Linked DNA regions of Homo sapiens: region 1 is linked to region 2. Evidence: read pairs that join two places in POLR2A ChIA-PET (ENCODE). Cell type or tissue: GM12878. All regions are shown on one strand. Links, peaks and the distances in the headings refer to the core of each region. The heading gives the core; the rest is flanking DNA.

The links. ChIA-PET counts read pairs that join two places held together with the same protein. Peaks named below come from ENCODE experiments on the same cell type or tissue, not always from the same donor. Only the 100,000 strongest peaks of a DNase experiment are listed, where the experiment ranks them.
Region 1: POLR2A ChIA-PET joins it to region 2 with 5 read pairs; 1 of 35 experiments calls an interaction of 5 or more read pairs at or near these places.

Annotation. Positions count from the first base shown.
Region 1 is chr6:26,499,662-26,504,636 of GRCh38, reverse strand. BTN1A1 (butyrophilin subfamily 1 member A1) reads right to left here and starts at 4,334. Exons shown (of 8, transcript NM_001732.3): 1 at 4,279-4,334; 2 at 3,272-3,407; 3 at 2,700-3,047. The coding sequence starts at 3,350. The region is part of intron 1 of LOC107986583 (a long non-coding RNA gene); the gene reads left to right. RefSeq lists an enhancer at 2,916-3,045. In GM12878, for the core only: no CTCF peak of the experiment used is centred there; a DNase peak (open chromatin) is centred at 2,256; H3K4me3 peaks cover 1,393 bases.
Region 2 is chr6:26,173,851-26,178,825 of GRCh38, reverse strand. No RefSeq gene overlaps it. Among named protein-coding and RNA genes, the nearest start is that of H2BC6-AS1, 3.6 kb to the right of the region's middle. RefSeq lists an enhancer at 3,057-3,106. In GM12878, for the core only: a CTCF peak has its summit at 3,242 (motif pointing left); no DNase peak of the experiment used is centred there; H3K4me3 peaks cover 316 bases; H3K27ac peaks cover 855 bases.

The DNA.
Region 1 (4,975 bases), core at 1,192-3,691, 330 kb before region 2:
TCTTGCCTGTATTCCTAGCTACTTGGGAGGCTGAGGTTGGAGGATTGCTTGAGTTCAGGAGTTCAAGGCTGCAGTGAGCTGTGATGGCACCACTGCACTCCAGCCTGGGTGACAGAGTGAAATGCTGTTTCTAAAAAAGTTTTTTTTTTTTTTTAAAGGAAATTGAAGTACCAATAAAAGGAATTTCATATACCTTATCAGAGAAGGATGCCTTGTTGGGATCAAGCCTTTGAAATGTTTGCAGCAGTTTGGTGGGCAGACTTGGGGGTGCTTGTCCAGCCAGCAGGAACACTAAGACCAATAACTCAGAGGTGGGTTAGTGGTCTAGGCTGAGAGCATTATGAGAAGACTTTGGTGGGGAGGAGGAGAAATAGGACTGGGTATTTAAGGATGAACAGAGGAATATCCTTGAGGAGAGGATTGGCGATTCTTTGGCTTGAGATTATAGTTGACAATTTAAGCTTTCTTTATCTATGATGTTGATTCAGAAATTTTCTTAAATGGTCTCAACTTCATATTCCCTCACATAATTGTGGCCTGTTATATATAAACATAAAGCTGCTTTTCTTGTGTGTTTAGCCTATTTTTTTCTGTAATTCCACATGGTACAGAAAAACACTGAGCTGCATAAAAGAGCTCTTAAACACATTTCCACAACCACTGGTTAAAATCCACATTCCAAGAATGTGTGTATATACAAGAATATATATTCTTTTCATGGAAGGAGCTGCCACTTTCAGCAGATTCTCAAGGGTGTCTGCCACTCATAAAAGGTAACACATTTTATGCCATCAAATTTCTATGTTTTTATAATCAAGCTTTAAGATACTTCTTCCCTAAAAACAAAATGTCAAAATTTGAATTATACATGATGCTGCAACTGGGGGACCCTGTTGTGAAGCAGGGACCCACATTTCACCCAAGTATTTTTCAAACTTTATATTTACTTGAATATATATCTATGTATATATATATATAATATATGCATATAGATTTAGATAATATATACATATATGATATATATGTGAAAGGCAATATGTTTGTATATTATATGTTTTAGATCAGTTTAAGGCACAGTATAGTATCTAATAAGTCTATAATGTTTTTAGAATTGGCGAGGTCATTTCTCATATATTGTCTAATTTTATTTTATTCTTTTTTTTTTTGTTAGAGACGAGTCTCACTCTGTTGCCCAGGCTGGAGTGCAGTAGTGCAGTCTCAGCTCACTGCAACCTCTGCCTCCCAGGTTCAAGCGATTTTCCTTGAGTAGCTGGGATTACAGGTATGACCCAGCTAATTTCTTTTTGTATTTTTAGTAGAGATGGGGTTTTGCCATGTTGGCCAGGCTGGTCTTGAATATCCTGATCAAAAGTGAGTCACCCGCCTTGGCCTCCCAAAATGCTGGGATTACAGGCGTGAGACACCACATCCCACTTTTTTTTTTTCTTTTTTTGACAGCACACTCTATTGTCCAGGCTGGAGTGCAGTGGCAACCATCAGCTTACTGTAACCTTGAATTTCTTGGCTCAAGAGATCCTCCTGCCTCTGCTTCCCAAAGCGCTGAGATTATAGGAGTTGGCCACTGGTCCCAGACTATTTTATTCTTGAAAAATAATCTTAGATAAAAACATCCTCAGTTTTACAGTAAAAATCAGAAAGAGATTTGCTTGATGTCATTCACTAGGAATTGAGAAAGTCAGACCTCAATGCGTACTTTCCTCCTCAAAGCTTATTATTTTCTTTATTGTTTCCCTTTGAATTCTGGCTTGAAGCAAAAAAGGGAACAAGAACAGAATCTTTTCTATATGAATCAGGAATGTGACAAACCGCCATGCTCTCTAATCTTAGGATGTCAGTCTTTAGAAACTAATCCATAAGCCAGCCTTAAAGTGTGTGGTATGCTCACCACAGCCATAAGATGTGTAATGGTGAGAAATACAATTTAAATGTACAATTCAGGGACTCGATGAAGTAAATTATGGTGTACTTGTATAAAAGAATGTTATATAACTCTTATATGTATTTAATTATTTCATGAAGAAATGCTTACCCTATTATTGAAAAAGGGCTGGAGATAATTGAAATAAAGTTCTACAATAAAGACATTGCACTGTTCTCTCCATGTTCAACTCAAAACCCTTTCTCACTGATTTCCTACTGTAGGACCTTCAGTACCTTCTAGCTGTGGAGTCCTAATCAGGGGAAAACAAAGAGATAAGGCAGATAAGCTGCAAGTCTGCCTTTCTTCATGGTCCAGTACACAGCCCTCCTGTGCAAATAACTCACAGTCATCCTTCCTGTGTCCAACTATCACCAAACACCTGCAAGTTAGCTCACTGCAACCTTTGCCTTATAGATACTGCACAAAGCCATCTTCAACAGACAGCATAAAAACTATTCTATAAATTATCCAGCAAGCCTTTGTTTCCTGGCAGTCAGCTTCTCTTTTGCTGATCCTGCCTTTTGCCTCCTCGAAAAGTATTTTCATACTTTTAAAAGTAAATCTGCCTTTCTTTACAACTGTCTTGGTAAATTCTTTTACCCCCCCTCGCCTCCCGCCCAGATAGTCGTCCCTCCCCGGCGACATCAACCTAAAAGAGATTTTGAGAATGAATCTGATGGTTTCCAAAGTAACTGATCCATACGAAAGTGTATACAGCAGGGGAGTCGTCGGAGAAAGTCAAAACCCGTCTACTCACCAGCCACCTTCAGATGCACCAGGGCTTCTTCGTAGCTTCCATCCTCCCTGAAAAAGCACGTGTACTCCCCGTCGTCAGAGACTCTGACGCCACGGATCCTCAAGGCCACGCGCCCCTTGGCGATGCCGTCCTGGACCAGCGTCGCCCGCCCGCGGTACTCGGGCATCTGCTCGGCTTCCTGCTCGCGCCCGTCCCTATGCACCAGCACGGCCGGCGAAACCTTCTTTCGGAACCAGCGTAGCTCCAAGTGCTCGGCGCTCGCGTTCGGAGACAGGCGACAGGGCAGCTCGGCGTCCTCACCCACAACGGCCAGGATGGGCTCCGGGGGTCCAATCACGTCAAAGGGAGCTGCCGAAAAACGAGCGGGATCAGACGGGATGTGGAGATGGGAACTACGGACAGACACCGACCAGATTCCCGCCAAAGCGCAGTGCCCCGCGCTCTCTTACTCCTTTGACAGCTGAGTTTGTCTGGATCCAGTGGAGGTCTCCAGGGAGAGCCAAGTGGGATTGTTTATTTTACATTTATTGATATATTTCAACTATGCAGCCCAGAGAGAGAGAGAGACTTACCTGAATCCAGTTTGGGCAGCTGGAGGAGAATGAGGGTGAGCAGACATCTGGGGAGACCGGAGCTTGGGAAAACTGCCATCTCCCACCCTTCTGGAGCAGCAAGATAACTGATGTGAGTCCCCTCAGGAGCTTCAGCCTAGGAGATGAATGGACAGGAGACAACTACCGGCTCTGTCAACCCTCCGCTTTCCAAAGTCCTCTCTACAGTTCTTTCCAGCTGCAAGTGTTCTGGTCATTTGCCCCTGAAACCTCCTCTCAGCCTCCATCCCCAGTATGGATTTTTAGTTTACACTGTGGTTATCACCTTCCCACCCACTACTCTAACTCTAAAACTTAGGAGAAGGGAACTGTGAGGCATAACACTCATTAGTTGGTTGCATATCGATGAACAAATCTTGGAATCACTGCACTAAAAAAAAAGTCTCCTTTTTATTTATTTATTTATTTATTTTTGAGACAGTCTTGCTCTGTTGCCCAGCTTGGAGTGCAGTGGCATGATCTCGGCTCAATGCAACCTCAGCCTCCTGGGTTCAAGCGATTGTTCTGCCTCAGCCTCCGGAGTAGCTGGGACTACAGGCGCGCACCACCATGCCCCGCTATTTTTTGTATTTTCAGTAGAGACGGAGTTTCACCACGTTGGCCAGGCTGGCCTCGAACTCCTGACCTCGTGATCCACCCGCCTTGGCCTCCCAAAGTGCTGGGATTACAGGCGTGAGCCACCGTGCCTGGCCAAAGTCTTTTTTCAAATACAAGAATTTGGTATTTGCTTTTGGCAATGATAATAAAGATAAGGGTATAAAGGCAGAAATGGAGTCCAAGGAAATGAATTGGAGAAGAGAGAAAAGATGGGAGGAGATGGAGCAAGAAGCAGGAGCTGAAGCAAGCAAAAGGGCTTGAAGAGTAGAGGGCCTAGGACCAAGGAGAAAGGAGCTGGAGGGAGAGAAGTATGCTATGCCCCTCTGGCTGCTCACTCCCTCAGGGAGCTGAGAGTAACCACACATACTGACCTGGGTGATCTTGGAGAAAAAGGCACAAGAGGCCACTGCTACCAAGTGAGAAAGCTGGCTGTGGCCCCCGGGGCAAAAGTTAAAAGCCAGCAGGAAAAGGAAGCGGGAGGTGCTCTCAGGAAAGCCTGCCTCCAGGTGGCCTGGTATATTCACTCTGAGGAAAAAAAAAAGGGAGATGAAAAGTTTTTCAGAGAGATGGAAAACTGGATTTGTGGTCTTCAGCTCAGAAATCAAGATATGCATTGATGAGCTGGACCAAATGAAAGGCAGAAAAGAGAAAAAGAGAAGAGAGGCAAGGAAACACACAAATGAGATGTGATGGCTTCAGCCAGTTATTTCCTCTTTCCAAGCCTCAGTTCTTTGATCTCTAAAATGGTAATAATATTGATCATACCTTTCTTGAAGAGGTGTTGGGAGGATTAAGTGAGATTAAGCAGGTAAAGTGCTTAGCACATAGTAGGAACTCAGCGGAGGATAAATTGTTATTCTATTATTATTTCTGCGGGTTGAAAAATGAAAGCCCAGAGGCCAAGGTAGCAGTAGCCTCTGTCTATAGCCATCTTCGTTATTGGAGCGTCCGTCCACCTTAGGTGCTGTGTCTGTTGGAACAACTCCATTAAAGGCCAGTCTTAAGGGTAGGCTGTGAATTCTGTTTACAGGGCCCAAAAGTTGCCTCCCTGACAATTATTTCTTTTGA
Region 2 (4,975 bases), core at 844-3,343:
TGAGCCACCACTCTTCGTCGGGCCTGATTAATCTTTTAAAGATATTTTGATTGCTATTGATGATAAGAACTTTAAAAACAAAATCCTATGAATTAAATCTGTTCATTTTTTCCTGGAAATTATGTAGAGATGGATTAGTGAATTTTAATCTTATTAGATTAGTTGCCTTCATTGATAAGATAAATTGCATGAATTTCTTTTTTAAATAATTCAACCAACACACAGATAAAGCATCAGTAATGAAAATTTTCAGTGTTAATTCAGGTAGGATTTGGTTGTTTAAGTTAAAGAAACAAAATGAATGACAACCCTACAGAAATGTTAAGATCGAAGAGGGCTGGAATTTTTGCTTGTTTTGTCCATTGATGTATATCTAGCACTTAGAATAGTGCCTGCCACATAGTACATTCACATAAACATGTGAAAGGTGGCAGAATATTCCAGATTACAATATGCCATTGTGGCATAAGGATTATTTTGAGCTAAAGGGACTTAAAAACAGCAGATGCAAGAAGGATGCTCTTGCAGCAGGACAAGCCGGAGACAAAACCTCTCAGACACCGAGTTGTAAAAGGAAGGGCTTTATTCAGCTGGGAGCATCGGCAAACTACTGCCTTAAAATCCGAGCTCTCTGAGTGCACAATTTCTGTCCCTTTTAAGGACTCACAACACTAAAGATTATACATGAAAGGGTCGTAATTGATTTGAGCAAGCAGGGGTTACGTGACAGGGGCTGCATGTACTGGTGGTCAGAGAGAAACAGAACAGGGCAGGGAGTTTCACAATGTTCTTCTATACAATGTCTGGAATCTATGAATAACATCGGTTTCTAAGTTATGAGTTGATTTTTAACTACTGGGTTTAGGCCAGGCAGGCCCAGGCCTGGTTTCAGGCCTGGCGCCGGGCTGCCTGTCTTTGGTTTTACTTCCTTGTTGTTTTTTCTTAAAACAGGTACTGAGTATAAAACAATATAAAATAATATGAGAGGGTCTTTCTCTTCCTTCACTCTGATCTCCCATTTTTCTTCCTAGGAGATAAAACCTCCCTATAGAAGATGTCCTCCCTGGCTGGGTGCAGTGGCTCATGCCTGTAATCCCAGCACTTTGGGAGACTGAAGCAGGCAAATCATGAGGTCAAGAGATCGAGACAAAAATTAGCTGGGCATGGTGGCGCGTGCCTGTAGTCCCAGCTACTTGGGAGGCTGAGGCAGGAGAATCGCTTGAACCACGCTTGGCTAATTTTAGTCGTTTTAGTAGAGATGGGGTTTCATCATATTGGCCAGGATGGTCTGGATCTCATGACCTTGTGATCTGCCCGCCTCAGCCTCCCAAAGTGCTGGGATTACAGGCCTGAGCCACCATGCCTGACCCATGAGTCTTATTTAAATCACATATGATGAAGGGTGGTTTTTGCAATAAGCCATTTTTGGAACAAAAGAAGGTGGGGAGGATTTTGCTAACCATTGCTGTTTTTTTTATCACAGAGCTCAGATAAAGGTCAATAGGCCATTGAACACTGCCTAAAAAATAGGCAAAATTAAAATGAAAAATAATATCAATATTATCAGTTGCAATCAATGACATATCATTTAAATCTCACTGGGTCCGATGTTTAAAAAAATAAAAATGTAAAAGATTAAATACATTTGGTTTTATTTTAATGTAATCAGAAATTACTGACATATATTATTTAAAGCAATATATGTTGGATATAATGAAAATTGCCTGTCTAGTCATATTTCCTGAATCCCAATTGCTCTTAACTCTTCTGAGGTAGTAATCACTTGATGATGAGCTGAAGGGTGTTACCTGGACCACAGGATCATTACTTTAAAAACAAAATTGGCTACTATGCTTACAAATAAGTAGATTTCTCTGATAGAAATTTTTCCCATAAAAGTTCTCTCCAGCTCCAAGAACAGTGATTTTTTTTCATGTTTACCTACAACAAAACTCAAAAATGATGCAAGATATTAAATTAAATGGAATATATCCAAGGTATTTTGCTATATGGTTGCAATTTCACGGAATTTTATAAGTTTTATTTTGCCTTTCAAAAAAAAAAGTAAATGTCAGTTTTTGAACATGAACAGTATTTTATCTTTTTATGATTTTTTTTAATTGAAGCAAAAATATATGTAATAATGTGCCTTAGAGAGTACTCCTGTTATTTGGGCCTGAAAACAAATCATGCGTGGATTTAAAAAGATAATAATAATAATAATAATAATAATAAAGAAGATGAGGGACAAATATCCCTGGAAAATAAATGTTTACCAAGACAGCGCTAGTTTAGCAATATTAATATCAGAGAAAATATTAAAGCAAAGGTGTTCATAGGGATAGAGAGGGACACTGTAAGGACTCTTATCTGCAATGTGGAAAAGAAGATATTCTGGAAAACTCTATTGAAGCAATACACCTATGAACTAGAGAAACTACAACCAACAAACTAGTACTTAGTTACTCAATTAACAAAAAAACACAAGGGGCCAGGCTCGGTGGCTCATGCCTGTAATCCCAGAACTTTGGGAAGTCAAGGCGGGTGAATCACTCAAGGTCAGGAGTTGGAGACCAGCTTGGCCAACATGGTGAAACCCCATCTCTACTAAAAATACAAAAATTAGCTGAGCATGGTGGTGCGCGCCTGTAATCCAAGCTACTCAGGAGGCTGAGGCAGGAGAATCGCTTGAACCTGGGAAGTGGAGGTTGCAGTGAGCCGAGATCATGCCACTGCAGTCCAGCTTGGGCGACAGCTCAAGACTCTTGTCTCAAACACACACACATCCCAAAGAAAAAAAAAGCAAAAAAAAAAAACCCACAAGGGAAATTCCCAGAAACCATCCAGAACAATAAAATTTAGAAGCTGAAACTAGGGTGACAAATAGGACATCTTTGGTTCTCTGGGGGCAAATACCATTAATCAGGATTATGAGCTCTGGGAATTAAAAGTCTGCCCCCTGGGGAATAGAATTCTAGGCTCTTAAACAAAAGTGAAGACATAGCATAAAGCCAGAATGGTTTGAAAAAGGGGTAGACTGGAGAAAAAAAAGGAAAAAAGAAGAAAAAAACTCGTAAACATCTCTGGGATAAAACCTTGTTTGTCTCTACAGGACTCTGACTCTGAGGAGGTGGATGGAGAAAATTGGCCCCAAAGATTTAACCCTAAGTATAAATGAAGTCTTGAGTTCCAGTGAAGAAGGCCTGAAATTAAACTGACTCGGGCTTATAGTGCCCCCTTGTGCCTGATGAAGACAAAACAAATCCCTACAGGAAGAAAGTATCTTGAACCCAAGTTCTCTACATCTACACACATTATCTATTTATGGAGCAATCATTTACTGAACACCTATTATATGCCAGACACTCTGTCAGGAACTTAGGATGTTTAAATATAAGTTCATAACAAATGTCACAAAATCGAAGAAAAACAGACACTATGGAGAGTTTGGCTTATAAGCAAAGAGCCTTCTATTTCCTCCTAGATCCCTAGGCAAACAAAGGATTTCAGATATTGAAATGATTAGATACAGACTATAAAAATCACTATTTACTGAAAGTTTAATGAAATAAAAAATAGAATAATAAAACAATCAAGGACCAAGGGATAATCAAAACCAAGTACATTTGAAAAAGAACAAAATAGAACTTTGCTATACTCCATAATGATAAAATAAAAATCCAAAAATAAGATGTAACATTCAAAACCTTATATGCACTTGACTACAGAACCACTACTATGTCAATAAATAACTGACAGAATTAGAAGGAGAATTTCAAATTTACAATTGTAGGGTAACCTTTCAATATTCTGTATGAGTGTTAGATTCTCATATTACAAGCAAAGAAAAATGCTAATGGTTTTCTAGGATTTGAACAAGACAATAAGCAAATTTGATCTATGATTACCTTCATTTGACACAGAAAACATCCCTTCTTTTTTTCAAAGCACACGTTGGACAATTTCAAAACAAATTAACCCTGGTTTCAGAAAGTTACAGAAATTAAGGAACATAACTACAAAAAGGGAGATATAAAGAATGACAAGAGAATGCTGTGTAACTTTTACAAAAAATTAAACTCAGTGGAAAATAATTTTCAAGAAAAAGAAGAAAATAGACAAGCTGACTAAACAAATTATGATTATGAAAATAAGGTAGGCAGTTAAAAAATATTTTCTACGTCCTTCCACCCAAATGCTGCCAAGTCCGGTCAGATATTCCAAGTTTTAGTGAATTTATGAGGAATAGATTATCTCTTTTTTTTTTTTTTTTTTTCTGAGATGGTTCTCGCTACGTTGCCTAGGCTGTAGCGCAGAAGCTATACACAGGCATGATGGCAGCACACTACAGTCTCCAATTCCTGGGCTCAAGTGGTCCTTCTGCTTCACCTCCTGAGTAGCTGGGACTACAGGGACGTGCCACCTCACTTGGCATGATACCTATTTCACAGAATCTGTTACTATAGAAAAACAGCTCTCCTACTCACTTTTTTCTTGTAAAATTGTATAACATTATTAGCAAAACTGGAGAATACAAATTTTAAAAAGGAAGGAAGAGAGAAAGAAGAAAAAAACAAAATTATAGTTTTGTCTCACTAATGAACATTCATTTTTGTTTTTTAGAAAAAAATGCCTATTATGAGAAAAAATGGAAACCAGGAGAAATTGCAGAGACCATGTTATTTAAATAAATAGCTGATTATATAGGGTTTATTCTAAGAATAGAAGGAAGTTTAGTATTCTAAATCTGCCAGTTTAAGAAATTAATAAAGGAAGGCCCAGAGCAGTGGCTCACGCCTGTATTCCTAGCACTTTAGGAGGCTGAGGCAGGTGGATCACTTAATGTCAGGAGTTCAAGGCCAGCCTGGCCAATGGCGGCCTATCTTCTTCTGATAATACAAAACTTAGCCAGATGTGGTGGCACGCACCTGTAGTCCCTGTTACTTGGGAAAGTGAGGCAGAAGAATCGCTTGAA